Regions from separate parts of the Homo sapiens genome. Here region 1 is linked to region 2. A link is a loop called in an ENCODE intact Hi-C map of the cell type or tissue named here. Cell type or tissue: HCT116. All regions are shown on one strand. Each heading gives the region's core, and the rest is flanking DNA. Links, peaks and the distances in the headings are about the cores only.

Evidence for each region. Peaks named below come from ENCODE experiments on the same cell type or tissue, not always from the same donor. Only the 100,000 strongest peaks of a DNase experiment are listed, where the experiment ranks them.
Region 1: a loop joins it to region 2, with 8 times the contacts of the local background. A loop is called at or near these places in 8 of 110 quality-filtered maps.

What each region holds. Positions count from the first base shown.
Region 1 is chr20:29,321,177-29,337,149 of GRCh38, forward strand. It overlaps the pseudogene PCMTD1P7 and the pseudogene DUX4L33. Among named protein-coding and RNA genes, the nearest start is that of FAM242B, 220 kb to the right of the region's middle. In HCT116, for the core only: a CTCF peak has its summit at 6,800 (motif pointing left); a DNase peak (open chromatin) is centred at 7,045.
Region 2 is chr20:30,339,973-30,355,945 of GRCh38, forward strand. The region is part of intron 1 of FAM242A (family with sequence similarity 242 member A); the gene reads right to left. Among named protein-coding and RNA genes, the nearest start is that of FAM242A, 14 kb to the right of the region's middle. In HCT116, for the core only: no CTCF peak of the experiment used is centred there; a DNase peak (open chromatin) is centred at 9,179.

The sequences.
Region 1 (15,973 bases), core at 3,071-11,070, 1.0 Mb before region 2:
GACAGTAACAAGTAGATATTTTTTCCACTATAATTTGCTCTGATGAAATAAATAATTCTTTTAATTCCTAACAAATGCTACATTTTCAAGACTAAAGGAATTATCAGTAGGCATTCTTTCTTCTTGATCTAAGTTATTTGTCTCTAAAATATGTCAAGTAAGCTTTTAAAGATTCAGGGAGAGTCAGCTTCATGATTTTTTCTGTCAGTAAATTTTGAGGTGGCTCTTCTGGCTTCATCGCTTCACTGTGATCTTTTTCTTCCTCTTCTTTGTTATCTTCTTCCATTTTTTCATCCTCCTCACTGTCTAGAGGCTGAGGAATAAGCTGATTACCCACAAATACGTAAGTGGTAATTCTCTGTTTAACTCTTTTTCTTTTCCTTTTGGGTGGAGCCCTTTGAGGAATCCCCTTGGCCTGCATCTCATCATTTATGAAATTTCTAAGTGTGCGTCGAATGTAAATACGAGCCAAGTCCTGTAGATTCCTGACAGTGATTCCTTACAGAACTGTAGGGGTGAGGGTTAGATTTAATTTTATATAAGGTTTAAATAATTGTTAAGCTTATGTAACCTGATCTGAATTTATTAGATAAATGAAAACTTCATTTATCTAATAAGGAAATCAAATGCTTTGTAGATCTATTTACCTTACTTTTGTTGCAATCACTATTGCTGGGTTGCTGTATATATATTCCGGGCAATATATGAGTGCAATAACAATTCAAAATATTGAATAATTTAGCTTTTAAAAAATCCCACAAATTTTATGAAATTTTACAGCCCTGCTACTTTTGCTTTTGAATCTCTTGCCAAAAGACATGAGTAAAATATCTGCTTCTCTCATAGAGATTTTAAGAGGGCAGCAAGTGAATTATTAAAATAGGAAATATATACTTAATACAACTCTTTATATGGACCCTTTACATTTTCAATATTTTAAAAAATGAGGTTACCTTAACTCTCTAGAATTTTTAAAGTATATTTAGAATTGTTTTTTCTGTATTTCACTGTATAAAGTATTTGTTTTTTTAAAAAAGCAAAACCATTGTTATGTGTGACTCTTGATAGGCCACAGAACGAGTGAATGAGCATGAGTAAAGCCACTTTCTTAGACGGCTGTAAGTAGCAGGGCCATGGTAGAGCTGCTCAGTGTATGCACTTTAGCAGATGGAACTTCTAGTTTATCTGAATATTTATCTTTGACAAGGTAGGGCTGAGCCTACATTTGCTTTGGATATTTCTAGTACAAGAAATATTCACAGAAATTGTATGTAGATACCCTTTGTTTAGAAAATCCTGTTCAGAATCATAGTGTAATCTTTGGGACTTACGCCATGCTCATTTGACTTCTTCCTATATTTTTTTATGTTTCTTTTGGTAAAACTATAATGGTTTTCATTTCTTACTTAATATCATACAATTATACTGTCATATTTGAGCATTATTGTAGCTTACCGGTGATAAAAAAACAGGTAGTAACTGCCATTGTTTGTTTCTTTGTTTTCCTAATAAGGCCTGAAAACAGCCATTCCTTGTTAAGAAAGTGTGCAATGCAACGTATTTGCTAGAGTTACATGGATTATATATTTCTTAAAGGGAAAAATTTGAGAGTATCAGGGATTACCACTAGCATTATTATTATAGTAGTTGCTCAGATTTGGTTAAGGAAGCCCAATCAATGTATGGTGAAAGGATTATTTGCTCTCTGCTAAGATTCATATATTGTTTCAAAAATCTCAGCTCCAATAATTCCACAACATCTAAAAACAAGTGTTTGTGATCATGTGTAAGCATGAAACTGTTCCAAGTAAGTGAGGATATTTTAGTTATGTGAAAGACAGTATCAATGGAAGGTTATTTGTTTTATACCAGTGGCTGGGATGGTCGAATTGGGATTATTTCTACAGTTATTCTTAGATGATTACTAAACTGTTAAGAAATGCCCCATATCATTTGTATCTAGGAAAGAAAAAATCAGTATCATGCTGTTGTCATCTGTCAGAAATATTCATTTTATTTTCAATTAAATGTGGCTTTTGAAGTTACCTTGAATTCCTGGTGACCACATGTTTTTATCTGGAAAACCTGGGGAAAGTTATCTGTCCCATCTATCCTGCTGTTTTATTTTTTTTTTATTTTTTATTTTTTTCTTGGTTGGAGCTGCTGTTTAGATGATGCTTTTACTATGTAGGAGAGAGTTTTTGTTAAGGATATATTTGAAGAATGGCTTTTCAATATTGTCTTTCATTCTTTGACCTTGGCAAAGTGTACAGTAGATTTTCATGATCATTGCATATTTCTTGTCATTGAAATGCATCTTTTATGTTTTTAAATGCAATCACTTTACACTTGTGACTTTATCATTGACTTTAAGAGGTAGAAATAAAAAATGAAAATAAAAAAAGAAAATGAATGAGATCCACACACCTGCGTGTGTGAGACTATCATGGCAACGGCGACACCCACAGGCATTGCCACCTTCAGGGAGAGGGTCTGGAAAACTCAAGACTATCATGGAGGTTCAGTTCCACACTCCACCCTTCCAGGGTGGTTTCTCCCTGAAATCTTGTGTGAGCCCAGAGATAAACTTCTAGTTTCTGTAGAATTGTGGAGAACTCAGAGAGCCAGCCCCAGAAGCCCCCCTTTCCCTGCCGATCTGGCCCCACCTTCACCTACCACACAAGGCCCTGTGTCTGTGGTTTCTGGGACCTTCGGAGGGCGGGTTACCCAGGGCCCTTGGGTGCTCATGCATATTCATGAAGGGGTGAAGCTGGTGGGTCTTTATAAGGGCCACTGGCGGGGTTGGACTCCTGCCTGGACCTGCGTGCAACACAGAGGCCAACTGAGGTGCACTGGAGCCGCCGGCCTCTCTCTGCCCGTGTCTATCCATGAAATTCCGGCCAGGTGCCCTCGTGATGGCTCTCCCGACACCTTCTGACAGCCCCTTCCCCGCGGAAGCCCGAGAACGAGGACGGCAAAGGAGACTCGTTTGTAACCTGAATGAAAAAGATGCCCTGCCAGCGTGCTTTGAGCAGAACCCGTACCCGAACTGGCCAGAGAGACCTGCCTTTTGGAGTCCAGGATTCAGATTTCGTGTCAGAATCGAAGGTCCAGGCATCCAGGCCAGGGTGGCAGGGAACTCGCGCACGCAGGCGGCCTGTGCAACGCGGCCCACAGCGGGTGCCACCCTCTCTCCTTGGTCACCTTCACCCACGCCAGGGCGTGGGGAACAGGGGGCTTTCGTGAGCCAGACAGCAAGGGTCGCCCCTCTGCTGCAGCCCAGCCAGGCTTCGCAAGCAGAAGGAATCTCCCAACCTGCCGTGGCACACGGGGATTTTGGGTTTGCTGCCCTGGCTCCTTCGGAAGTGGCGCTGTCCCACCCTCAGACACCTGGGTGACCTCTGCATCCGAACAGATGGCAGGAGGACTAGGACCCGCAGTACGGTGGCTTTCTGGGTGCGAGCTCAATGGGATAGCTTGGGCCACTGAGGCTCAAGGTGTGCTTGCGCCTCACACGTCCCACATGAGTCCGTATTGGGGCTGGGGCCAGGGTCCACAGGTCGCCAGGGCGCGTGGGAATGCGAAGCGGAGGCACATCTACCTCCGCAGCTCGCGCTCATGGAGGCCTCTGTGTGTCAGAAGCAGATGTAAGCCATCCAGGCACCCTCCCAACGGCTCCAGGAGCTGGAGTCTTCATCTGTACTCGCATCCACCCTGTTATATGAGTTCCTGTCGACCCCAGAATTTCAGCAAAAGGCATAACCTTTCCTAGCAATGGAGCCGCTGGGGGAGTTGAAGGACTTGGAAGAGCCCGCTTTTCTGGAACCACTCCTCAGCCAGGAAGAACACTGGGCTCAGCTGGAGGAGCTTTAGGACGGGGGTTGGGACCGGGTGGGGGCAGGGCGGTGGCTCCTCTTTCGTGGTGAACCTCTGGCTCCGTATGGAGACCTGTGTCTTCCCTTCCAGCTGACCTGTCTAGGATCCCTGAGTCCAGGCCCGGCGAGAGACTCCACAGAAAGGAGGGCTGTCATTCTTTCCTGAGCATCCCAAGGATTTCAGAGCCAGCCCAGGTACTCAGAGATGGGCCGTCTACTGCGCATGCGCAGGTCCGCGGGCAGCTGGCTAGGGTTTGGGATCAGCCCAGGCAGGGCTCTCATCCCTTCCCCCGCCCCCCCACGCAGTACACCCCCCTGCCCCCATGTTCTTCAGTGGTGTAGGCGGAGACCTTCATCCCGGGAAATACCGACCCGGGCAGCGGCCAGCCCTGCTCTCCTTTCCGCAGCTCAACTCCACTACCTCCCCGCTCCACCCTCCCTCGCCCACCCGTGCCCTGCCATCCTCCTCGGCATCACGTGGAGCGCCCAGCAACTAAATGTAGACCCCGAGATCTCGCGCAAACCGTGGTTCTGCCCTTTCCAGGCGGGAGGGAGGCCAGGCAGAGATGGGGAAAGGAACGGAGACAAAGTGAGAGAGAGGGACAGAGGGAGGAAAGGACGGACCTTGGAAGGGAAGGAGGGAGGGAGGGAGGGAAAGAAAAAGAGAGGAAGGGAGGAAGGGAAGGAGGGAGAAAGGGAGGTATGCATGGTGGGAAAGAGGGAAGGAGAGAAGAACAGAGGGAGGGAGGGAGACAGGGAGGGAGAGAGGGAGAGAAGGAAGAACAGAGGGAAGGATGGACAGAGGGAGAAAAAGAGCGAGAAACAGAGAAAGGAAGGCAAAGAGAAAAACAGTCTTCTGCCTCCAGGACCAGCAGGACTTCGAACTCCGGGAAAATGTTGGGTGCCCAGTGCAGGCTGAGTGCTCAGCCCACAGCCTCGTCGGCTGGCGGTGCGCTCACCGACCCTCGGGATTGCCAGCCTGGGTTACTTCATCCGGGAGCGATTCAGAGGAATTCCGCCTCCCAAGGAATGAGCGAATTCCCCAAAGAACAGAGCCGAGACTCGAATGGTTGTCCGTTTTTCATCCACATGGTTCACAGATGACATATCCCCACGCTGAGCCTGCAACAGAGCGCGAGGCAGATACTCCCATCCACACAGGAGTCACACTCAAGCCGAGTGAACCATGATTCCGGATTCCACGTTCCTTTGCCCTCTGCAAGTGGGCCTGCTGCTCACGTGTCTCTGGCCCCCGAAAGCGTGACCGTGTTGACTGTTTGTTTCCCGAGCTCTGTGGGGCACAGAAACCTCCAGCGAAGCGTGGAAAAGCAGCATCGTGTCTTCGCTCTCCTTTGGTTTCCAAACAGGCCACTTTGGAGACTCCCCATGTTGCAGGAAACAGGAATCCTTCATCAGGCCGTGATGCCTCAGTCCCCTGCCCAGGCTCAAGGCCCACCAGGCGGCCTCCCTTTCGCTGGCACTCCAGGCCTTCCCCCGGCTCGCGAGCTCCTGAGTTTCCAACACATCTGGCTGGCTCAGGACAGGGTGTGCTTGCAGGCGTCAGGGCCCGGGGCCCACAGTCCTGGGATCCCCTCTGGTCTTCCGCCTTGCAGCGGAAAAATTGTTTTGGATCCCTCGCACCCCTCCTGCAAGGCCCCCTCTTGGCCCACACACCCAGAGCCGTCAGGGCTGCCCAGGGGCGAACAGCAGCCCAGCCCTGCGGGCCCTTTTTCTCACAAGGTCCACACCATCGTCGCTTGTCCCGAAGAGGACCTACCAGTGGCCAACGGGACAGGAAGGCACTGCTTTGCCACGCGCTGGCACTAGAGCCCTGGCAGCCTGATCCCCGGGAAAGAGGGGCTGAGGGACACCCAGACACACCCCACCACTACCACGAGCAAACCCATCCCGACACACACACAGGTACACATGGGTGCATGCACACAGGCACACATGGACACACACACACGGACATACACACATGGACACACAAAGACACACACACGGACACATGGACACACGCACACGGACACACACGGACACACACACAAGGACATACAGACAAAGACACAGACACAGCTTGAAAGAGAGCTAAGGAGACTGGGATGGAGAGATACAAATGGGGGGAGAGAGAGAAAAATGGAGGGGGAGAGAGACAGAAGGTGACAGAAGAGCGAGAGTTGGAGGGGGAAGTAGAGAAAGAGAGAGGGTGAGGGAGTTGTAGAGAGAGAGAGACAGAGCCTTGGAGAGGGAGGCTCTGCTCAGGTAGACAGGGCACTTTGAGCAGGCCGGGGTGAGGTGGAGGGTGCTTGGGCCAGGGTAGAACAGGGGGTCAGGGCCACCCACGCGGGAAAACCAACGGAGCCCTGAGACGTGTTTTTTTTTTCTTGGATTGGTTGGTTGCTTTGGGGGTGCGTTTCATAGGGTCCTTCCTTTGTTTGCTTCTTTCTGTCTCCTTGATGCGGTGGGCCCCGAGATTTGTAGAGTGCACCGGTCCATCTGGTGGAAGCCGTGGCACCGAGCGTGTCCACGGGGCCAGGTCTGGGTCTCTCTCGTGTCCTCGGGACTAGAGTTTACACGACGTTGGTGGCAATGGGAAACAGGGTGCACAGGGACGGATTTCTTCGTGGCTGGCGAAGACAATGTCCTTCCCCCGGGAAAGCAGCCCACCGGTTCTGGAGCGGAGGTCTTGGCTGGCGACTGTGGGACCTGCTGCCCCAACTTGGATGGTTGCGGCGGCGCTTGATGAATGAGTTGAATTGCCTGGGGTCCGGGGAGCAGGAAGACACCCCGGAGGGCAGGAAATCCGCGCCTGTGCCTTCCAGGTCTAGTACCTGCTGCAGCGCCCCGGCTGGAGCCGGGCTCCTGGTGGGGCTGCAGCCAGGCGAAAGAGGTGGGATGCTGCCATCTGGCGGTATTGCCGCTGCAGACCCCCACGAGGAAGTTTCATCTCGACATAAATCTTTTTCTTTCTTCAGCTGATCTGTATCCTTAATTTTAGATTAGTGGTAACTCCACAAATTTAGAGGCACAAAATATGGTTGCCCACACCTTATAATCGCATTACCACCTCCCATTACCACCACCTTTCCCCCTCCTCCCCACCTTCAACCCGTAGACTAGGTCTCGCGATGTTTCCAAGGCTGGCCTAAAACTCCTGGGCTTAAGTTATTTGCCTGCCTTGGCCTCTCAAAGTGCTGTGATCGGCGGTGTGAGTCACCATGACCAGCCAACCACCACCAAGTTTTGATTCAGTAGCACTGGGTTGTGGAGCTAAGGATCCACAAATTTAGAAAAGTTTTTAAATATCATAACGTTTCTGTGTGGAAATAGTATTTGGTATTACATTTTTAGACTCTTTTATAATGTTCTGTTTTTTTCCACCGAGCAGAATACTAAGTAGTAATTGGAAAATCACAGCATAAGTCATATTAATTTTTTTAATACAGAGTCCTTGGCTCTTCTCTAAGCTAAACCTGATCACCTATATTGAGTAAAAGAAAAAGCCCCAGAGTGTGAAGAGACAGGGGATAGTAGCCAAACATCCAAATAGGTGGGAGTGAATAAGGCAGATGACAGAGATGAGATGTCCAAAGGTCAAGGAGAAAGCCAGATCTTAAAGTGTGGTTTGCGAAGCTATGCTTCAATGGAAATCTTTTCTGAGAAGCCCTGATTTATTTCTCTTGCTTTCGTTAAAGACTGACATCCTCTGCCCCATGCTCTTCAATTTTCTAGGACTGAACTTCCCCTTCAACGATCATTCTTCTAGGTTACAAAGAAAATCAAAGCCCTTTGCATGGCTTATAAGGGACTGGAGGACATGGTTGCTTGCTCTTTTATTGCTTTTGAGGACATGGAGCTGTCTGTGATTTTTAAGGAACTCTATGATAAGCATTTTCTAATTTCCATTTTGAGTCTTGTCTAAAATGTGTGAGAGCAGTGGAGATATTGGGATTTGGTTTAGAAATCACAGAAACACCATATCCAGATGTCGTAACTTTTCTGCTTTATAATTTCATATCCTGTGAAGGTTTCAAAAGTGATTCTACAGAAATTCATACTCAATAATTTTATCAGAATACTAAGCATCTGCCCCATATAATAAAACCAAATGTTATTTTACTTCAAAATTTTAAGTTTTTGGTATGTATTGAGGCTAATACTGTAAACACTCTGTGCCATAATTCCTAAACTGTAATATGGTTTAATGTATCTACTTTCTACATTTAAAACGTGTACTTTGCCATTGAGGAACTCAAAATATTGTTGAGCATGTATTAAATACCCATTTGTTTCCTGATTTTTAAATAGTTATCATTTTACAATTTTGCCTTGCTTAGTTTGAAGCTTACTAGGATTTTGTCATTGATATGTGTGTGTGTATATATATATATATATATACATACACACACACACAATTATATACATAACAACATATGTAATTGATATATATGTATATGTTTTATATATGTCTATATACACACTTATATGAATATATGCATGTGTACATAACATTAATTTTTTGGCCAATAAAAATTGCATAATTATGTATTGTGTACATTATAAAAATTTGATAGATATATATTGTAAAATGTTTAATACAATTAAGTTGATGAACATTTATGTCACCTCACATGGTTATGTTTTTTGTAGTGAGAGCATTTGAGGTCTCCTACTGTTGTAGCAAATTTTAAGCATACAAAACACTGTTATTAACTACATCTTAAAGCTGTACATTAGACCCCCAAAACTTATTTATCTTATAACTGAAAGTTTGTACTCTTTGAACACCTTCTCATTTTTTCTACCTCCAGGCCTGGTCATTACCATTGTACTCTCTGCTTCTATAAGTTCAGGCTTTTTAAATTCTCCATTTAAGTGCGAACACACAGTGTTTGTCTTTCTGTGCCTGGCTTATTTTACGTAGCATAATATACCCAGGTCCATTCATGTTGTTGAAATAGCAGAATTTCATTCTTTTTTATGGGTGAATAATATTCGGTTGTCTATTTATACCACATTTTCCTTATCCATTCAGCATCTACAGATAAGTCATTTTTAAAAAAAAATATCCTTGACAGTTGTGAATAATGCTGCATTGAATACAGGAGTGCAGATAATTTTTGAGATGCTGATTTTATTTTGTTTATTTAGAGAAGTGAAATTTCGGGATTGTACGATATTCTATTTTTTAAAATAAACTGTGTGCTAATTTTCATGACTCTTCCAGTCTGCAACTCATTAAGACTGTACAGAAATATTTTGTCACATCCTTGTTAACACTTGTCATGTTTCTTTTTTTGATATTAGCCATTCCAACTGCTGTAAAGTGGTATCTTTTTATTTGCAATTTTCTCATGAATGGTAATGTTTAGCATCTTTCTACATATCTCTTGGCCATTTGAATATGTTTGTATAAAATATTTAGTCTCGGTCAGTGGAGCCAAGAGGGCCGAATAGGAACAGCTCCAGTCTACAGCTCCCAGCGTGAGTGACACAGAAGATGGGTGATTTCTGCATTACCAACTAAGGTACCAGGCTCATCTCACTGGGGAGTGCTGGTCAGTGGGTGCAGGACAGTGGGAACAGCACACCGCGCATGAGCCGAAGCAGGGTGAGGCATCACCTCACCTGGGAAGCACAAGGGGTCAGGGAATTCCCTTTCCTAGTCAAAGAAAGGGGTGACAGATGGCACCTGGAAAATCGGGTCACTCCCACCCTAATACTGCACTTTTACAACCTGCTTCACAAACAGCACACCAGGAGATTATATCCTGCACCTGGCTCGGAGGGTCCCATGCCCATGGAGCCTTGCTCATTGCTAGCACAGCAGTCTGAGATCAAACTGCAAGGTGACAGTGAGGCTGGGGGAGGGGCTGCCACCATTGCTCAGGCTTGAGTAGGTAAACAAAGCAGCCAGGAAGCTCGAACTGGGTGGAGTCCACCACAGCTCAAGGAGGCCTGCCTGCCTCTGTAGGCTCCACCTCTGGGGGCAGGGCACAGACAAACAAAAGACAGCAATAACCTCTGCAGACGTAATTCTCCCTGTCCCACAGACTTGAAGAGAGTAGTGGTTCTCCCAGTACACAGCTTGAGATCAGAGAATGGGCAGGCTGCCTCCTCAAGTGGGTCCCTGACCCCCGAGTAGCCTAATTGGGAGGCACCCCCCAGTAGCGGCAGACTGACACCTCACACGGCCGGGTACTCCTCTGAGACAAAACTTCCAGAGGAACCATCAGGCAGCAGCATTTTTGGTTCACCAATATCCGCTGTTCTGCAGCCACTGCTGCTGATACCCAGGCAAACAGGTTCTGGAGTGGAACTCCAGTAAACTCCAACAGATCAGCAGCTGAGGGTCCTGACTGTTAGAAGGAAAACACAAACAGAAAGGACATCCACACCAAAACCCATCTGTACGTCACCATCATCAAAGACCAAACGTAGATAAAACCACAAAGATGGAGAAAAAACAGAGCAGAAAAACTGGAAACTCTAAAAATCATAGCACCTCTCCTCCTCCAAAGGAACACAGCTCCTCACCAGCAACGGAACAAAGCTGGATGGAGAATGACGAGTTGAGAGAGGAAAGCTTCAGAAGATCAAACAACTCTGAGCTAAAGGAGGAAGTTCAAACCAATGGCAAAGAAGTTAAAAACTGAAATAAAATTAGACAAATGGATAACTAGAATAACCAATGCAGAGAAGTCCTTAAAGTACCTGATGGAGCTGAAAACCATGACACAAGAACTACGTGACGAATGCACAAGCCTCATTAACCGATGTGATCTACTGGAAGAAACGGTATCAGCGATGGAAGATGGAATGAATGAAATGAAGCATGAAGAGAAGTTTACAGGAAAAAGAATAAAAGGAAATGAACAAAGCCTCCAAGAAATATGGGACTATGTTAAAAGACCAAATCTATGTTGCATTGGTGTACCTGAAAGTGACAGGGAGAATGGAACCAAGTTGGAAAACAGTCAGCAGGATATTATCCAGGAGAACTTCCACAATCTAGCAAGGCAGGCCAACATTCAAATTCAGGAAATACAGAGAACGCCACAAAGATACTCCTCGAGAAGAGCAACTCCAAGACACATAATTGTCAGATTCACCAAAGTTGAAATGAAGGAAAAGATGTTAAGGGCAGCCAGATAGAAAGGTCGGGTTACCCACAAAGGGAAGCCCATCAGACTAACAGCTGATTTCTCAGCAGAAACTCTACAAGCCAGAAGAGAGTGGGGACCAATATTCAACATTCTTAAAGTAAAGAATTTTCAACCCAGAATTTCATATCCAGCCAAACTAAGCTTCATAAGTGAAGGAGAAATAAAATATTTTACAGACAAGCAAATGCTGAGAGATTTTGTCACCACCAGGACTGCCCTAAAAGAGTTCCTGAAGGAAGCACTAAACATGGAAAGGAACAACTGGTAGCAGCCACTGCAAAAACATGCCAAATTGTAAAGGCCATCGAGGCTACGAAGAAACTGCATCAACTAATGAGCAAAATAACCAGCTAACATCATACTGACAGGATCAAATTCACACTTAGCAATACTAACCTTAAAGGTAAATGGGCTAAATGCTCGAATTAAAAGGCACAGACTGGCAAATGGGATAAAGAGTCAAGACTCATCAGTGTGCTCTATTCAGGAACCCCATCTCACGTGCAGAGACACACACAGGCTCAACATAAAGGGATGGAAGAACATCTACCAAGCAAATGGAAAACAAAGAAAGGCAGGGGTTGCAATCCTAGTCTCTGATAAAACAGACTTTAAACCAACAAAGATCAAAAGAGACAAAGAAGGCCATTACATAATGGTAAAGGGATCAATTCAACAAGAAGAACTAACTATCGTAAATATATACGCATCCAATACAGGAGCACCCAGATTCCTAAAGCAAGTCCTTAGTGACCTATAAAGAGACTTAGACCACCACACAATAATAATCAGAGACTTTAACACCACACTGTCAACATTAGACAGATCAACAAGACAGAAAGTTAACAAGGATATCCAGTAATTGAACTCAGCTCTGCACCAAGTGGACCTAATAGACATCTACAGAAATCTCCATCCCCAATCAACAGAATATACACTTTTCAGCACCACACCACACATATTCCAAAGATGACCACATAGTTGGAAGTAAAGCACTCCTCAGCAAATGTAAAAGAACAGAAATCATAACAAACTCTCTCAGACCACAGTGCAATCAACCTAGAATTCAGGATTAAGAAACTCACTCAAAACTGCTCAACTACATGGAAACTGAACAACCTGCTCCTGAATGACTACTGGGTACATAACGAAATGAAGGCAGAAATAAAGATGTTCTTTGAAACCAATGAGAACAACGACACAACATACCATAATCTCTGGGACACATTCAAAGCAGTGTGTAGAGGGAAATTTATAGCACTAAATGCCCAGAAGAGAAAGCAGGAAAGATCCAAAATTGACACCCTAACATCACAATTAAAAAAACTAGAGAAGCAAGAGCAAACACATTCAAAAGCTAGTAGAAGGCAAGAAATAACTAAGATCAGAGCAGAACTGAAGGAAATAGAGCCACAAAAAACCCTTCAAAAATCAATGAATCCAGGAGCTGGTTTTTTGAAAAGATCAACAAAATTGATAGACTGCTAGCAAGACTAAGAAAGAATAAAAGAGAGAAGAATCAAATAGATGCAATAAGAAATGGCAAAGGGGATATCACCACTGATCCCACAGAAATACAAACTACCATCAGAGAATAATTCACCTCTATGTAAATAAACTAGAAAATCTGGAAGAAATGGATAAATTCCTCAACACATACAACATCCCAAGACTAAACCAGGAGGAAGTTAAATCTCTGAATAAACCAATAACAGGCTCTGAAATTGATGAGATAATTAATACCTTACCAACCAAAAAAAATCCAGGACCAGATGGATTCAAAGCGAATTCCACCAGAGGTCCAAGGAGGAGCTGGTACCCTTCCTTCTGAAATTATTCCAATCAATAGAAAAAGATGGAATCCTCCTTAACTCATTTTATGAAGCCAGCATCATCCTGATACCAAAGCCTGGCAGAGACAAACCAAAAAAAAGCATATTTTAGACCAATATCCTTGATGAACATTGATGCAAAAATCCTCAATAAAATACTGGCAAACCACATCCAGCATCACATCAAAAAGCTTATCCACCATGATCAAGTGGGCTTTATCCCTGGGGATACAAGGCTGGTTCAACATACAAAAATCAATAAAGGTAATCTAGCATATAAACAGAATGAAAGCCAAAAACCACAAGATTATCTCAGTAGATGCAGAAAAGGCCTGTGACAAGATTCAACAACACTTCATGCTAAAACCTCTCAATAAATTAGGTATTGATGGGATGTATCTCAAAATAATAAGAGCTATCTATGACAAACCCACAGCCACTATCATACTGAATGGACAAAACTGGAAGCATACCCTTTGAAAAGTGGCACAAAACAGGGATGCCCTCTCTCACCACTCTTATTCAACATAGTGTTGGAAGTTCTGGCCAGGGCAATCAGGTAGGAGAAGGAAATAAAGGACATTCAATTAGGAAAAACAGAAGTCATATTGTCCCTGTTTGCAGATGACATGATTGCATATCTAGAAAATCCTGTTGTCTCAGCCGAAAATCTCCTTAAGCTGATAAGCAACTTCAGCAAAGTATCAGGATACAAAGTCGATGTGCAAAAATCACAAGCATTATTATACACCAATAACAGACAAACAGAGAGCCAAATCATGAGTGAACTCCCATTCACGATTACTTCAAAGAGAAAAAAAATACTTAGGAATCCAACTTACAAGGGATGAGAAGAACCTCTTCAAGGAGAACTACAAACCACTGCTCAATGAAATAAAAGAGGATAAAAACAAATGGAAGAACATCCCATGCTCGTGGGTAGGAAGAATCAATGTTGTGAAAATTACCACATTGCCCAAGGTAATTTATAGATTCAATGCCATCCCCATCAAGCTACCAATGACTTTCTTCACGAATTGGAAAAAAAACACTTTAAAGTTCATATGGAACCAAAAAAGAGCCTGCATTGCCAAGTCCATCCTAAGCCAAAAGGGCAAAGCTGGAGGCATCACGCTACCTGATGTCAAACTATACTACAAGGCTACAGTATCCAAAACAGCATGGTACTGGTACCAAAACAGAGATATAGACCAATGGAACAGAATAGAGCCCTCAGAAATAATGCCACATATATAAAACTATCCGATCTTTGACAAACATGACAAAAACAAGTAATGGGGAAAGGATTCCCTATTTAATAAATGGTGCTGGGAAAACTGGCTAGCCATATGTAGAAAGCTGAAAGTGGATCCCTTCCTTACACATTATACAAAAATTAATTCATGATGGATTAAAGACTTACATGTTAGACCTAAAACCATAAAAACACTAGAAGAAAACCTAGGCAATACCATTCAAGACATAGGCATGGGCAAGGACTTCATGCCTAAAACACCAAAAGCAATGGCAACAAAGGCCAAAATTGACAAATGGGATCTAATTAAACTAAAGACCTTCTGCACAGCAAAAGAAACCACAATCAGAGTGAACAGGCAACATAAAGAATGGGAGAAAATTTTTGCAACCTACTCATCTGACAAAGGGCTAATATCCAGAATCTACAATGAGCTCAAACAAATTTACAAGAAAAAAACAAACAACCCCATCAACAAGTGGGCAAAGGATATAAACAGACACTTGTCAAAAGAAGACATTTATGCAGCCAAAAAACACATGAAAAAAGCTCACGATTTCTGGCCATCAGAGAAATGCAAATCAAAACCACAATGAGATACCGTCTCACACCAGTTAGAATGGCAATCATTAAAAAGTCAGGAAACAACAAGTGCTGGAGAGCATGTGGAGAAATAGGAACACTTTTACACTGTTGGTGGGACTGTAAACTAGTTCAACCATTGTGGAAGTCAGTGTGGTGATCCCTCAGGGATCTAGGACTAGAAATACCATTTGACCCAGCAATCCCATTACTGGGTATATACCCAAAGGACTATAAATCATGCTGCTATAAAGACACATGCACACATATGTTTATTGCGGCACTATTCACAATAGTAAAGACCTGGAACCAACCCAAATGTCCAACAATGATAGACTGAATTAAGAAAATGTGGCACATATACACCATGGAACACTATGCAGCCATAAAAATGATGAGTTCATGTCCTTTGTAGGGACATGGATGAACCCGGAAACCATCATTCTCAGCAAACTATCACAAGGACAAAAAACTAAACACCGAATGTTCTCACTCATAGGTGGGAATTGAACAATGAGAACACATGAACACAGGAAGGGGAACATCAGGCACCGGGGCCTGTTGTGGGGTGGGGGAGGGGGGAAGGATAGCATTAGGAGATATACCTAATGCTAAATGATGAGTTAATGGGTGCAGCAAAGCAACATGGCATAGGTATACATATGTAACTAACCTGCATGTTGTGCACATGTACCCTAAAATTAAAGTATAATAATATAAAAAAAATTTAGTCTTTTGCTTATTTTTTAGTTGGGTATTATAATTATTATTGTTTAGCTTCTGATTTGTATGAGTTTCTGCTATATTTTGAATACTAACCTCTTATCATATATAGTTTGCAAATATTTTATCCCATCTTAAATGTTTTCTTATTTTTTGCTGTGCACAATACTTTAATACACTACAACTTTATGCCTCCTTTTATTGCTATATTTTTGATATCATATTTAAAAAAAACATTGCCAAGGTCAGTATCATGAAGGCTTTTCATATGCTTTTTTAAAGATTTTCTTTTAAAGATTTATGTATTAAATGTAAGTCTTTATTTTAAGTCAATTTTTGTGTCTGGTGTAAGAAATATGATCAAGTTTTATTATTGTGCTTGCGAGTACCCAGTTTTCCCAGCACTAAGTATTGAAAAGGCTACACGTTTTGTATTGTGTATTCATAGTGCCCTTGTCAAAGATTAACTTTAGATGCATAGATTTACTTCTGGGCTCTGTATTCTGTTCCATTGGTTTTTGTGTTTGTTCCTATAAA
Region 2 (15,973 bases), core at 4,952-12,951:
ATCCCAAAAACAATGGGGAAAATGTCTACAGGACATGTCATAGGTCATCACAGAAGCCCCTCCTATCACAAGCCGGGGGCCTAGGAGGATAAAATGGATTTCTGGGCTGGGCCAGGTTCACTGTGCTGTGTGTAGACTAGGGCTTTGTATCTCTGTGTTTCAGCCCCTCCAGCCATGGCTGAAAGGGGACAACATAGAACCCAGGCCATGGCCTTGAGAGTGCAAGCACCAAGCCTTGGCAGCTTCCATGTTGTGTTCAGCCTGCACATGCATAGAAGTCAAGAATTGAGGTTTGGAAACCTCCACCTAGATTTCAGAGGATGTTTGAAAACACCTGGATGTCCAAGCAGAAGTTTGCTGCAGGGGTGGTGCTCTGATGGAGAACCTCTGCTAGGGCTGTGCAGAAGAGAAATGTGGGGTCAGAGCCCCTATACAGAGTCCCTACTGGGGCACTTCCTAGTGCAGCTGTGAGGAGAGGGCCACTCTCCTCCAGACCCCAGAATGGTAGATTCACTGACAGCTTTCACCATGAGCCTGGAAAAGCTGTGGACACTCAACATCAGCCCATGAAAACAGCCAGGAGGTGGGCTATACCCTGCAAAGCCACAGGGGCAGAACTACCCAAGGCTGTGGGAGCCCACGTCTTGCATCAGCATGACCTTGATGTGAAACATGGAGTCAAAGGAGATCATTTTGGAGCTTTAAAATTTGACTACCTTGCTGGATTTTGGACTTGCGTGGGGCCTGTAATCCCTTTGTTTTGGCAAATTTCTCCCATTTGGAATGGCTGTATTTACTCAATTACCTGTACCCCCATTGTATCTAGGAAGTAACTAGCTTGATTTGGATTTTACAGGGTCATAGGCAGAAGAGACTTGCCTTGTCTCAGATGAGACTGGAAAGTGGACATTTGGGTTAATACTGAAATGATTTAAGACTTTGGGGGACTGTTGGGAAGGCATGATCGGTTTTGAAGTCTGAGGACATGAGATTTGGAGGGGCCAGGAGCAGAATAATATGGTTTGACTATGTCCCTACCCACATCTCAACTTGAATTGTATTGCTCAGGATTCCCATGTGTTCGGGGAGGGAACCAGGGGGAGGTAGTTGAATCTTTAGGGCCAGTCTTTCCCATGCTATTCTTGTGATAGTGAATAAATCTCACAAGATCTGATGGGTTTATCAGTGGTTTCATCTTTTGCTTCTTTTGCCTCCTTCTCATATTCTCTTGCCACTGCCATGTAAGAAGTGCTGTTCATCCACCGCCATAACTCTGAGGCCTCCTCTGCCATGTGGAACCCTTAAACCAATTAAGCCTCTTTTTCTTCCCTGTCTCAGGTAGGTCTTTATCAGCAGTGTGAATATGGACTAATACATTTCGTATTGTCAAACTTCTTAATATTTGTGGAGAGAATAGATGTGAAGTATCTTGTGCATTTCCCTGATTACTAATGAGGTTGAGAAAATTTTTATGTTTTGCAGGCTTTCTCTTTTGTGAAATCCCTATTAATGTCTTTTCCCAATTTTCTGTTGGGTTGCTATTTTTAAAATTAATTCATAGGAGCTCCTTATACTTAGTTGATATGATATTAATCTTTTGTAGGTTTCAGTTACTGCAAATATCTTCTCTAATTTATAGTTTATCTTTTCACTTTTTTACTTTTATTTTTTAATTTCTATTTTTTGTTTTTGAGACAGAGTCTCGCTCTGTCATTCAGGCTGGAGTGCAGTGGCTCACTGCAACCTCCACCTCTCGGGTTCAGACCATTCTCGTGCCTTAGCTTCCCAAGTAGCTGGGATTACAGGTGTCTGCCACTAATACCTGGCTAATTTCTTGTATTTTTAGTAGAGATGGGGTTTCACCATGTTGGCCAGCCTGGTCTCAAACTCCTGATCTCAGGTGATGTACTGTTGGGATTACAGGCTTGAGACACTGTACCCAGCCTATCTTTCCACTTTTTGATGTAAAAAGTTCTTAATTTTGTGATAGTCAAAATGTCTACTCTTTTTTAATGGTTAAATGGCTTTTTGTGTCTCATTCACTTACATTTTCTACTAAAAGTTTTAAAGTTTTTTTCTGACATGTAAGTCTTTTGTCCATCTGGAATTTAATGTTTGTATATAGAATGAAGTAGGAATATAATTTCATTTTGTTTCTTATATCAATAACCATTATTTTTCTATTCTATTTATTGAAAAGTCCTTTCTTTCCTTGCTGATCTGCCATGTCACCTACATCACATATCGAAGATTAAATTTGTGGAGATTTGCTTGGGAACTCTATTCTGTTTCACTAGTCAGTGTATCAGTGAGGACCACACTGTCTTAATTGCTGTAGCTTTATAAAAGTCCTGATATTTGGCAGGACAAATCTTTCCTTTTCTTCAATGTCTTTGATATTATTGGCCCCTTCCCTTTTCCATATATGTATATATACATATATATATGGAAATTATATATATTATATATTTATATGTGTGTGTATATATATATATATATATAGAGAGAGAGAGAGAGAGAGAGAGAGAGAGAGACAGGCAGAGGTCTCACTTTGTTGCCCAGGCTTGAGGACAGTGGTGCAATGATAGCTCACTTCAGACTTGAACTCCTGGGCTCAAGAACTCCTCCTACCTCAGCCTCCCAAGTAACTGGGACTCTAAGGCATGCACCACCATATCCAGCTAATTTTTTTTAAAAATTGTTTTTTGCAATGATGGGGATCTTGCTATGCTGCCCAGGCTGGTCTCAAACTTTTGGCCTCAAGCAATCCTCCCACCTCAGGCTCCCAAAGTGCTGGGATCACAAGAGTGAGCCACCACACCTGGCTTCATTTTCCATATTTTAAGACCATTTTTAAAAAGTTGCTCAAGACTGCTTTTTTCTCTTGGTGTTACTTGCAACCCCCTTACTTAGCCTTGGAAATACTGTTAGTGAAGAAAATCTAAAGAGTCAAAAAATAAAATATTCTTTCTTTTCTTCCAATTGCAAAAGAGCAGACACCCTCCTGAATCATAAAGCTAGTTTTGATAAATTGGTGAACTGAGAGCATACACAGTATTATTAATTCTGTTCTAATTTCTGCTTCACTGTGGAGTGTCTTCAGAGTCTTAAAAGATTATTGCTATGAAATATTCTTATACATGTAACACAAAACCTCTACAATTCTGCAGTTGTATTTGGCTGTCTTACCTAATACTCAGTTGCTTTGCTTCATAATATTTAAATTGACATCTCTAATTTCCAAAAGGCATAAATACTAGTATAGATTTTTAGTTAAGCCAGAAGAAAGTAGACTTTCTTTACTAACATATCTTACATGTAAAAATTTAATAAATCTCCCTTCTTCTTTTCTTTTGCATCATAACAACCACTGAAAATAGTATTTCTATAGCAGTTGGGGGTAAATGGACAATGACTTTTGTGGCCAGAGGTGAATGGCCCAGGGGCTCCTGCACTCCAGGTCCCACTGAGCCTGCCACACAGCTGAGGGCATCAGTATTTCCACACACCTATAGTGCATGCTGTCCCAGAACACAGATCAGATTCTCTCCTATATTCAAATGGGGAGTTGAGAGTATTGTCATTGTAATTAAATTAATAAATACATATTTATACACTGTTAAAATCTGGTTGGCTTTGTGTCCCTTCACAAAACAAATTGCTTAAATGAAACCACAGAGTTAATATAATTGAGTACATTTGCTTCTATGAGATGCTCTTTTAAGTGGAATTAGAATCTAATTTGAAATGTCAATTAAAAGTTTAAATATTCAACTCGATTACATTAAATTTTTGTTTTGTTTTGTTTTGAGATGGAGTTTAGCTCTTGTCACCCAGACTGAAGTGCAATGGCAAAATCTCAGCTCACTGCAAGCACCTTCTCCTGGGTTCAAGCGATTCTCCTGCTTCAACTTCCCGAGTAGCTGGGATTACAGGTGTCTGCCACCACACCTGGTTAATTTTTGTATTTTCAGTAGAGATGGGGTTTCACCATGTTGGCTAGGCTGGTCTTGAACTCCTGACCTCAGGGGATCCACCCACCTCGGCCTCCCAAACTGCTGGGATTTTGGGCATGAGCCACCATGCTCGGCCTTTTTAGATTACTTTATTTTAGTTACTTATTTTTATGACTTTATTGTTATAAAAATGCTAATTTTAAAAAATCAATCAATATAACAAAGAACACAGAAGATGATCAACAAGCATTCCCACCTCTGTGATCTAGAAATAACTGTCATCAATCCAAAAGCTTACACATGGGGGATCCCTTCACACCAGTTCACAGTACAAAGTAACTCCTTGCTTGTAGAAAACATTATTACTATCATTATTAGTTTTGAGATGGAATTTGACTCTTGTAGCCCAGACTGGAGTGCGATGGTGTGATCTTGGCTCACTGCAACCTCTACCTCCCAGGTTCAAAGGATTCTCCTGCCTTAGCCTCCCAAGCAGCTGGGATTACCAGCGCACACCACGATGGCCTGCTAATGTTTAGTATTTTTGTAGAGACGGGGATTCACCATGTTGGCCAGGCTGGTCTCGAACTCCTGACCTCAGGTGATCCACTTGCCTCAACCTCCCAAAGTGTTGGGATTACAGGCAGGAGCCACCACACCCAGACTAGAAAACATTATTCAATAGCAAACATTAGCAGTATGCTTGGGGGTTTTAGGATTGATTATTTTCAAATCTCTAGAAAAGCTCAATGCATTACCTTAGGCTATAATCTCAGGGTAGAGTCTCATCTGTTAATGGGGGGCTGGTCTAAGGGTCCTTCCAGCTCTCAGTTTCCCATGTTGAACTGCTCCCTGTCACCCACCATCCTCGGTTTTTTTAGTTTTTACAGAGATGAGGTTTCACTATATTGCACAGGCTGGTCTTGAACTGCTGGCCTTAAGCAATCCTCCTGCCTTGGCCTCCCAAAGTGCTGGAGTTACAGATGTGAGCCTCTGTGCTCAGCCCATCCTTGGCTGTTCAAGTGTAGAGGTAAGTAGTAGATGCCAAGTTTACCTTCAGGTCAGAAGGGGCAGATGCCCCAGGGCAGAGTCATAACCCTAACCAGGCCTCCCACTGCATGAAGACATTATGTTCTGAAGCTTAAACCTGGACAAAGGTCTGACCAGTAGCACTGTGTTCATGAATATCAGGTCAAAAATTTAAAACTGGGACTATGCAGAAGAACCTGGTAGATGTAGGTGCAGTCCACAGTCCAATGGTCAGCCTTGATAACAAGCCACCTGTACTTTCTTTTTATCATGGAGTCCATGATGTAAAAATTGATGACACTTTCTTGCTTCTGGTGTGCTTCCTTTCTTCTTCATTTTCCATAAGTAGTTTCCTCCATCCCACCTCCCAACAGGCCACAGTCAATTCAGGACATTTTAACCATGAAAATGAGTCTCCATAACACGAATTTAGAGGCCAGACAGAGTGGATCACGCCAGCAATCCCAGCATTCTGTGAGGCTGAAGTGGGGGAATGGCTTGAGCTTAGGAGCTTCAGACCAGCCTGGGCAACATGGTGAAACCCTGTCTCTAAAATAAATAAATAAATAAATAAAAATAAGCCATGTATGGTGGTGCATGCTACTAGTCCCAGCTACTCAGGAGGCTGAGGTGGGAGGATTGTGGGGCCAAGGAGGTCAAGTATGGAGTGGGCCAAGATCATGCCACTGCAATGCAGCCTGGGTAATGGAGTGAGACCTTATAGCAAGAAAAAGAAAAAGATTTAAAGGACAGGCTGACTGTCTTGTTACAAGCCAATGCTCATTTGTTATTCCATAAATCCTAGGGCACCTCTTAAGAATTATGCTAAATCTACACTACCCCTGCTCTATAAATGGAACAACAACACTTGGATGATATCAGAGCTGTTTACTGCATGGGTTACTGAGTATTTTAATCTCACTGTTGAGACCTACAGCTCAGAAAAAAAGATTCACTTCAAATACTTCAGCTTTTTGACAATGTACCTGGTGACTAAAGAGTTCTAATGGAGATGTACAGGGAAACACATGCTGGTTTCATGCCTGCCAACACAACATCTATTCTGTAGTCCATGGATTGAGGCATCATTTTGACTTTCAAGTCTTATTATTTGAGAAATATATTCGTCCAGGGAACGAATCTCCTCACAACATACCTAAGAAAGAGATATATGTACAGAAAACGAAGCACAGTAAAATATCACTTCATTACTATCGGAGATTTTCCCCAAACACAGAGAAAGCTCTACAGAGCTGAGCTTAAGCCAGAACTCTGTTATTTACATGGTCTAATGCCAAAACAGGCCAGAGACCCCTTTCACCTACTTCTCTTTAATCCCAAACCCATGTCTCGCTTTGATCTAAGAAAGAGCCAAATGCCCAGGAGGTGCCAGGGTAGAGAAAAGCAGCCAGCCAGAGAGTGGCCTCCATGCCAGGGGAGTGTGTCTGAGCTTTGTTTTATTTTTCTTATTTGTCTGTAGTTGTGTGATTGGTAGAAGAGAGTAGATATGAAGTCTACTGACACAGGATTGGTCCTCAGGCATGTCTTATCAAGCATTTGGGGGAACAGAAGGGTTCCACAAATAAGAGAGCAATGATCAGACTTTCTTCTAAAAGGAGCAGCCACAAGCTACCTTAACTCTCCAACTTGCCCATTAATCTTCACCTAGAGTTAGGAAGATTTCACCATTATCTGTGGCCCATAAAAGATCCTTAAGCTTGACCAACCACAGAGGTCCATCTCCTTGAGGAGGAAGTGAAAGGGGTATGGACAGAAGCTGTGAGCTTTCTGTCCTCCGCAGGCCCCCAGCTGTATCTTCTACTTCTTGTACAAGATTGTCTCCAAATGATGTTTTCTGGCTGACAATGCCACAGAACTGATCCTTATCTCACTATGGAAATGAAAGATTTCGAAGAATTTGTTGCCTGAAATATGGTGCCCTAATCACATATTAATAAAGCTGCTATCCAGAAAGAAGGCAGATTTCAAAAGAAAGGCTGTTAGCATCCTCAGGGACCTAAAAAGTACATATTGTAGAACAATGGTAAATAGATCTTGGAATCAGGTAGACTTTAATTCAAATCCCAGCTATGCCACTTATTAACTTATGTGACATAGGGAAAGCCTCTCAAATTTAGATTTGCAAAATCAGAATAATATAAGTAGCCAACAAATAGGGTTTAATGGAGTTAATAATGAAGGTGATTAAGATGATAAAATTAAATAGTGAATATAAAGTGCTTAGCATTTAATAAATTTATTGTATGATTTCAAAGCACATGCTTTTACCTACAGTGCTATAAAGCTGCTTGCGATAGTCAAAGCTAATAGAAGCTCTTGTCAGAGCTAATAGAAGCCTTGTATATGTAATTATTTAAGAATTCTGTAAATATAAACAATAGGGTAGGAATGAGAAAATCTTTAGAGGAAATATTCAAGTATATTTGATTTCTAGCAAATCCAGATAGACAGTTTTGGCAACAACCAAGTCATAATTTGAAGTCTTGTTATAGGAGCTAGAATTTTATTCAAGGGACAACTGATTTGATTAGATTAGATGCTGTGCACTGCACTTTGGGATGTAATTTGATTTTGATGAGGTTGGAGTTCCCACAATGGGGTTAGCATCCTAATAAGAAGAGCAGAAGACTAGAGCCCTCTTCTCTCAGCCATGTGAAGATACAACAAGAACACCTGCAAACCAGTAAGAGGGCCTTCACCAGACACTGGCTCTGCTGGTCCAGATTTTAATCATTGAATTCCCACAACTGTGAGAAACAAGTATATGCTGTTTAAGCCACTCAGTCTACAGTTGTTTGTAGCAGCAGCCTGAGCAGACAAAGACATAGGGCTCCTTTTATTTTCAGAATTCAGTTTAGCTGTAATCACCTACCATCCTGAGATGCTGTTTCTTCCCTCCTCCCTTGAAATATAAGCTCTGGGACTATAGCTTCATGGACAAATTCTGAAGAATTTGTCTCTGCTCTTGTGGGATGCTAACCTAACCAACCAAAGAATGTTTGCTCAATGGAATGAAACATCTTAATGCAGCTCACCAGCCAATATCTGCAGAGCACACCTCATGGGTTCTGGCTGGCTTGGATTTCTGAGACTACTTCATCCTACTCATCAGACTGTGGACTCAGATTCAGCCAGGAGGCCCAGATTCTAGCGTCAGTTTTGCCCTTGGGATACAAATGCACGTCCTGCTTCACTGAACATGAAACCTGAATATTTGGCCATTACTCTGGCAATTGTCCTCTCTCCCTGTGCCAATTGCCAATCAACCCAACTCCCAGGCAGCCTTGGCAGTTATGTCTGCTTGGCCTGCTGTAGCAGCCAATGACTTAGTAAAAGTCAGAACATAGATCTGCTAGCTCCCAGTCCAGGATTTCCCCATAACTCGTCCATGTATATATTAAACAACTAGGCTTGCTTTTAAAATTCTTTTTCATTTAGCCTTTTCTTAGAACTTATCATTTTGAGAATCCTGACCTGCCAATATTCCATAACCTTTCTGAAAGTGACAAAGCAAATACGATGCATGCACACTGCTAACTGCAGCTGATTTCATTTTCCATCATCTATAAAGCACATAAGGTAATTTCTAAACCAGCAGTAAGATCTATTTATAAAGAATGCCGATTTGTTTTCTGCATTTTCCAACACAAAGCTTCAATTTATTTCCTTACCATAAAAAAACATTACTTTTTAAAACAATCATAGTTAGTATATTTTATAAATGTTTTAATTTTTGTAAAGTCCAACTTGCAAATTGGAGTGTAAATAGCTTTCTTAAAATGGAAGGAACTGTGTTAGACCCACTATGCTGATTGATGATTTTACTGTGCTTCAAAGCAGACGATTTCACAGTCATTGGGTATATAATGTAATGAGTTTTTATAAAGCAATTCATATCATTAAAAATATAATTATAATAAATAAAATTATAGGGAAAAGGAAATCTTCATTCTGACAATGCCAATTTTTTAACTAACTCATTGCTAAAAGATTATGTTTCTACATGAAAAATTTTACACATTCTTTCTATGAAATAAACCTGATAACACCTTGAAAACTTAATAGTTATGGGAAAGGAACTACTGTGATTTATTTTAGAGAATGTCGTGTTCTTGATGTTCTCAAGTGAGCGGTCTCATGTTATTAGAAGGGAAACAGCAGTACCTTGTGGACAAAAAAAGAAAGTGAATGAATTTTTAGGACCCGGTGCAGTGGTTCAGGCCTGTAATCCCAGCACTTTGGGACACCTGGGCGGAGGGTAACTTGAGCCTAAGAGTTCAAGACCAGCCTGGACAACACAGTGACACGCCGATCTTTACCAAAAATTGAAAAATTCTCTGGGCTTAGTGGCTCATAACTCAGGAGCCAGCTACTTGGAAGGCTGAGGTGGGAGGATTGCTTAAGCCCAGTAGGTCCAGGCTGCAGTGAGTGTGATCATACCACTGCATTCCAGCCTGGGTGACACAGCAAGACCCTATTTCAAAAAAATTATATTTATGTAGCACTTTCTACAAGGAATATAGTATCATGTTTGTATTTAAATGACATCAGGACCAGCATGGTGGCTTACACCTGTAATCTCAGCTCCTCAGATGACGGAAGGCAGGAGGATCACTTGAGGCCAAGAGTCGGAAAACCAGCCTGGGCAGCATAATGAAACCCCCATTTCTACAAAAATGATAATAGTAATCAAAAGCTAGGCGTGCTGGCACACACCTGCAGACCTAGCTACTGTGGAGGCTGAGTGGAAGGATCACTTTGAGCCCAGGAGTTTGATTGTATTGTGTATTGTGAGCTACGCTCGAGCCACTCCACTCCAGACAACACGGCAAGACCCAGTCTCTAAACAAAATACAGGGACATCAGAGCATTATTTATAGAGATTTATAAATGATCCCAAAATGTCTTCAGGGAGATAAATCATCTAAATATAGCTATATCGACTCTTCCTAAATTCCAAATTTGGGTGGGAAAAATAAATGAGATAGAAGACTTCTTGAAATGTATCAAGACTCAGGAAGACAAAACAAAAACTTTCATTAGGCAGTATCAAGAATGTTCATTAATGCTGTTTCTAATTTATGATACGGTCATCTAAAGAGGAAATCCCAGCAACAAGAGGCCAAAGGAAAGGGAAAAGAAATGAAAACAAGGACCATACTTTCTCCACATCCAACCTCTTTTCTACCACCTCTCAGCAAGACCTCCCACAGCCAATCACTGCTTTCTCTTGCGGACTTACCCTCTACTCTATGAACACATGAGCCAGAGAACCCTGAGAAGTCCCTGAGTCCCTTCCAGGGGCTCTGCAAGGGCAAAAGTCTTTTCATAAAAATACACAGGTTTTGTTTACCTTTTCCACTTTCATTCTCTCACAAGTATAATTGGAGTTTCCCAGCTACCTGACGTGGGATGTCACAAGAAATTAAACATAGAAGCAGAAAGGAGAACCAAGTCTTCTTCTATTAAACCAGACATTAAAGACATACCTAAAAATATAAAACAATGTCACTGTTCTCACCAACTTTACTGCTTAAAAATGATAATTTTAAGTAAAAATGTGATTTACGTAAACATATAAGTATATTATTTTTTTAATTTCTCAGTTTTAATGTTTAATATGATAAATATAGATAGACATAATCCAAATAAATAAAAGCTCTTTGGGGTCCTCAATAACTCTTAAAAATGTTAAGTGTTCCTGAAACCAAAAAGTTTACGGACTGATGCGCTAAAGCTCATACCCTTTGATGTAGCTTCCACCCAGGTCATTTCTTAAATACTTGATCAACCATTTCCCATGTCCCTCACCCTATCCTTGTTGCAAAATTCCATTTTCCTACTGCAGCCCTCCCTGTCATGAGAAAGTTCCCAGGTTGTAGACATGATTTACTAAATCTTTCTTAACAGCTTTATCATAATAACATGACATATACAAATTGTATAAATTTAAGGTAACTTAATGTTTTGATATTTCTATACTTTTTGAAAGGATCACCATGATCAAGCAAATTAGCATATTATCTCTACATATTTACCATTGTGTGTGTGTTGACAGTAATTAATTTATGATCTAGTCCTTTAGCAGAACACAAGAATATGATACAGTGTAGTTCCATGTTGTGCATTATATCTCCAGAAATTATTATAACTTGAACATTGCACAATTTAATTAACATCACCCCATTTCCCCTCCCTGAGCTCCTGGCAACCACTGTCCTAGTCTCCGTTTTTAAGAATTTGACTGTTGTAGATTCCACATGTAAGTAAGATCATGAAGTAGTTGTCTCTGTGTCTTGCATTTTTGCTTGGCGCAATATCTTCCAGCTCCATCCATGTTTTCACAAATAGAAGGATTTCCTTCTTTTTTAAGGTTGTATAATATTTCATTTTATGTATACACATCACATTTTCTTTACCCATTCATCTGTTCCTCTGCCAAAGGACATTTAGGTTATTTTCATATTTTGGTCATTGTGTGTCATGCTGCAATGAACGGGATGACAGACACCTCTCTAAGACTCTTATGTCAATTTCACTGGACATATATCCAAAAGTGAAATTGTTGGATTATGTGGTAGTTCTTTTTTTTTATTTTTGAAATCGTTCCCACTCTGTCATCCAGGGTAAAGTCCAGTGGCAATATCATAGCTCATTGCAGCCTTGAACTCCTGGGCTCAAGCGATCCTCCTACCTCAGCCTCCTGAGTAGCTGGGACTACAGGTGTACAACACCATATCGGGCTAATTTTAATTTTTTTTCTGAGATGGGGTCTTGCTATGTTACCTAGGCTGGTCTGGAGCTCCTGGCCTCCTGCCTTGGCTTCCCCAAATCCTGGGATTACAGGTGTGAGCCATCACACCAGGCCAGTGCTATTTTCCATTTTTTTTGGAGGAACCTCGATACTGTTTTCTGTGTTTTACTAATTTGCATTCCCATCAATAGTGTTTAATGGTTTCCTTTTCTCCACATTCTTACCAACACTTATCTCTTCTCTTTTTGATAATAGCCATTTTAACAGGTGTGACATGATATCTCATTGTGGTTTTGATTTGCATTACTCTGAAGTTTAGAGATGTTGAGCACATTTTCTTATACCTGTTAGCCATTTGAATTTCTTCTTTGGAGATGTATTTATTTAGGTTCTTTGCCTTAAAATAAAATTAGGTTATTTATAATTTTGGAATTGATGTGTGTGTGTCCTTCTTATTTTTTGAACTCCTTATAAGAGATATGGTTTACAAACATTTTCCCCATTTCATAGGTGGCCTTATCATTTCACTAGTTGTTTTCCTTGCTGTGCAGAAGCTTTTTAGTTCGATGTAATTCATTTATCTATTTTGCCTTTGTTGCCTGTGCTTTTGGAATCATATCTAAACAAATTATTGCCAAGACCAATGTCAAGAATGTTTTCTCCTGTCTTCTTCCAGGAGTTTTGTGGTTTCAGTGATTACATTTAAACGTTTGATCCACTTTGAGTTAATTTTTACATAAGGCGTGAGCTAGGGATCCGATTTCATTCTGTTACATGTAGACATCCAGCTTTCCTAACACCATTTGGTCAAGAGCATATCCTCTGCCTATAGTGTCTCCTTGTCACCTTCCAGGGTGATCAATGGTTGCAAATGTGTGGGTTATGCCTAGGTTCTCTATTTTGTTTCACTGGTTTATGTGTCTGTTTTTATGCCAGTACCACAGTGTTTTTCTTTCTACAGCTTTGTAATTTAATTTGAAATCAGGAACTGTGATACCTGTAGCTCTGTTCTTGCTCAAAATAGCTTCAGCCACTCAGGGATTTTTGTGATTCTATATGAATTTTAGGATCATTTTTTTCTATTTCTGTGAGAGTACCATTGGGATTTTGATATGGATTACATTAAATGTGTAGATTGCTTTGAGTAATATGGACACTTTAATAATACAGTACTAACTCTTTCAATCCATGGGTTGTCTTTCAATTTACTTTGGTTTAAATTTCTGTCATCAATCTTTTATAATTTGTACTGTTTAAGTCTTTCACTTCTTTGGTCAGTTAGTTCCAAAGTAGTTTATTTGACACTGTTTTTTAAATTTCCCTTTCAGACAATTCATTGTTAGTGTTTAGAAATAGCAATGATTTTTGTATGTCAATTGTGTATCCTACAACTTTAGTATATTTATTATATAGTCAGTCCTTCATATCAATGGGTTCTGCAACCATTAACTCAATCAACCATGAACCTAACTTGTACATATTTTCCATCTGTGGTGTTTTGAATCCACAGATGTGGACCCATGGATACATAGGGTCAACTGTACACAATTTTATATGAGGGAGTTGATCATCACAGATTTTGTTATCTGAGGGGGTCCTGAAACAAATCCCCAGCAGATATGAAAGACTGACTGTATTATTTCTAACCATTTTCTGTGGAGTCTTTAGAGTTTTAATGTATAATAATCCTGTCTTCTGTTAACAGAGGTAACTATATCCTTCCTTTCAATTTTGATGCCTTTTTTTTCTCTTGCCTGATTGCTCTGGCTAGGACTTCCAGTACTATGTTGAATAGGAGTGATGAGAGTAGACATCCTTGTCTTGTTCCAGATAGTAAAGAAAAAGCTTTCAGTTTTTCCCCATTGATTATAATATTAGATATAGGTTTTTCATATACAGCCTTTATAGTGTTGAGGTAAGTTTCTTGTATACTTATTTTGTTGAGAGTTTTATCATGAAAGTATATTGAATTTTGTCAAATGTGTTTTCTGCATCTATTGGAATGTTATTTTTATCTTTTGTTCTGTTAATGTGGTATATCACATTATTAATTTTTACACATTGAAACATCCTTGTATCCCATACATAAATTCCAATTGGTCATGGTGTATGACCTTTTCAATGTGCTTTTGAATTCAGTTTGCTAGTTTGTATTTTATTGAGAATTTTTGCATCTATATTCATTAAGGATACTGGTCTGTAATTATTTTTTATTGTGTTGTCTTCGTCTAGCTTTTAAGTCATGGTAACATCGGCCTCATGAAATGAGTTTGAGAGTATTCTCTCTTCTATTTTTTCTGAAGAGTTTAAGAAGTTTTGGTGTTAGTTCTTTTTGAATGTTTGGTAGAAGTTGCCCATGAAAGCGTCTGCACCTGGGCTTTTCTTTGTTGGGAAATTTTTGATTACTGATTAAATCTCTTTGCTTGCTTTTGGTCTGTTCTATTTCTTTTTTGTTCCACCTTGGTAGATTGCATCTTTCTAAGAATTTATCCATTTCTTCTAGGTTATCCAATTTATTGTCATATAATTGCTTAATTGTCCTTTATAATCATTTGTATTCCTGCACATTTGTTATGATGTCTCCATTTTCATTTCTGATTATATTTACTTGAGTTTCTCTTTTTTTCTTAGTGTAGCTAAGGGTTTGTTATTTTTGTTTGTATTTCCAAAAATTCAACTCTAGTTTTCTTGATTTTTCTATTGTTTTTTATTTTATAGTTATTTTATTTATATTCTAATCTTTATTATTTACTTCATTATGCTAACTTTGGGTTTAGTTAGTTTTTCTTTTTCTAATTGTTTATTTGCAAAGTTAGGTTGTTCGAGTGAGATCTTTCTTATTTTTTAATGTAGGTATTTATCACTGTAACATTTCCCTCTTAGCACTTCTTTTGCTGCATCCTGTAAGTTTTGTTGAGTTGTATGTTCATTTTTGTTTGTCTCAAGATATTTTTAAAATTCCCTTTTGATTTCTTCTTTTACCCAATGGTTGTTCAAGAGTGTGTTGTTTAGTTTCTGCATTTTTGTAAATGTTTCTGTTTTCTTTGTTATTGAATTCTAATTTTATTCCATTGTGGTCTGAGAAGATACTTGGCATTATATCAAACTTCTTAAATTTGTAGGATGCCTTGTGACCTAAGATTTGATCTATCTCAGAGAATATTCTGTGTTCACTTGAGAAGAATATATATTCTGCTGCTGTTGGATGGAAAGTTCTGTATATGTCAGTGTTTAATCTACTGTGTTGTTCAAGTCAGCTGTTTCCTCTTTTTTTTTATTCCTGCCTAGATGTTCTATCCATTATTGAATTTGGGGTACTGTAGTTGCCTACTATTATTTTAGTGTTACTGATTTCTCCCCTTATCTTTGTTGATATTAACTTTGTATATTTAGGTGTTCTAATGTTGGGTGGATATATATTTACAATCTTCCCATTGAAGTGAACTTTTATCATTATATAATGACCTTCTTAGTCTCTAGTGGCAGTTTTTGATTTCAAGTCTATTTTTTCTGATCTAAATATAGATACCCTTGCTCTTTTTTGGTTACCATTTGCATAGAGTATCTTTTCCCATCCCTTCACTTTGAGCCTCTATATATCTTTATATCTAAATTGACTCCCTTATAAATATGTACTGATGAGTATCTTTTATGCATTGTGCCACTCTATGTCTTTTAATTAGATAGTTTAATCCTTTCACATTTAAAGTCATTGTTGATAGGTAAGGAGTAACTTGCATTTTGTTAATTGTTTTTCATATGTTTTGCAGTTCTTTTTTTTTTTTTCCTCTCTTGCTGTCTTCTTAGTTTGGTTATTTCTTGTAGTGGTTTGGTTTCATTTATTTTTCTTCACATTTTGTGTATCTCCTATAAGTTTTTAATTTGTGGTTGCAAATTTACATCTTCTATAAAAAGCTGTCTTAATGTTATCAGCTTTTTTGGAATCATTTTCTTTCTCTTCCTTCTTCAGATATATTTGCAAATACTCTGTTGTTCAAGACACGAGTAAATAGGGCTCTGGCTAGAAATTTATCAATACAAAAAAAAAGATCCTCTGAGTCTTTTGATAAGTTGGAAAATAATGATAGACTGTGGTAGAATGTCATGTATTTCAAGTTCTGTCATCTATGTTACTCTGCAATATATTTTCTGTGTGTATTAGTCAATGTTATATATTTATAAGGTAAATCCATAAAGCATACATTCTAGAATG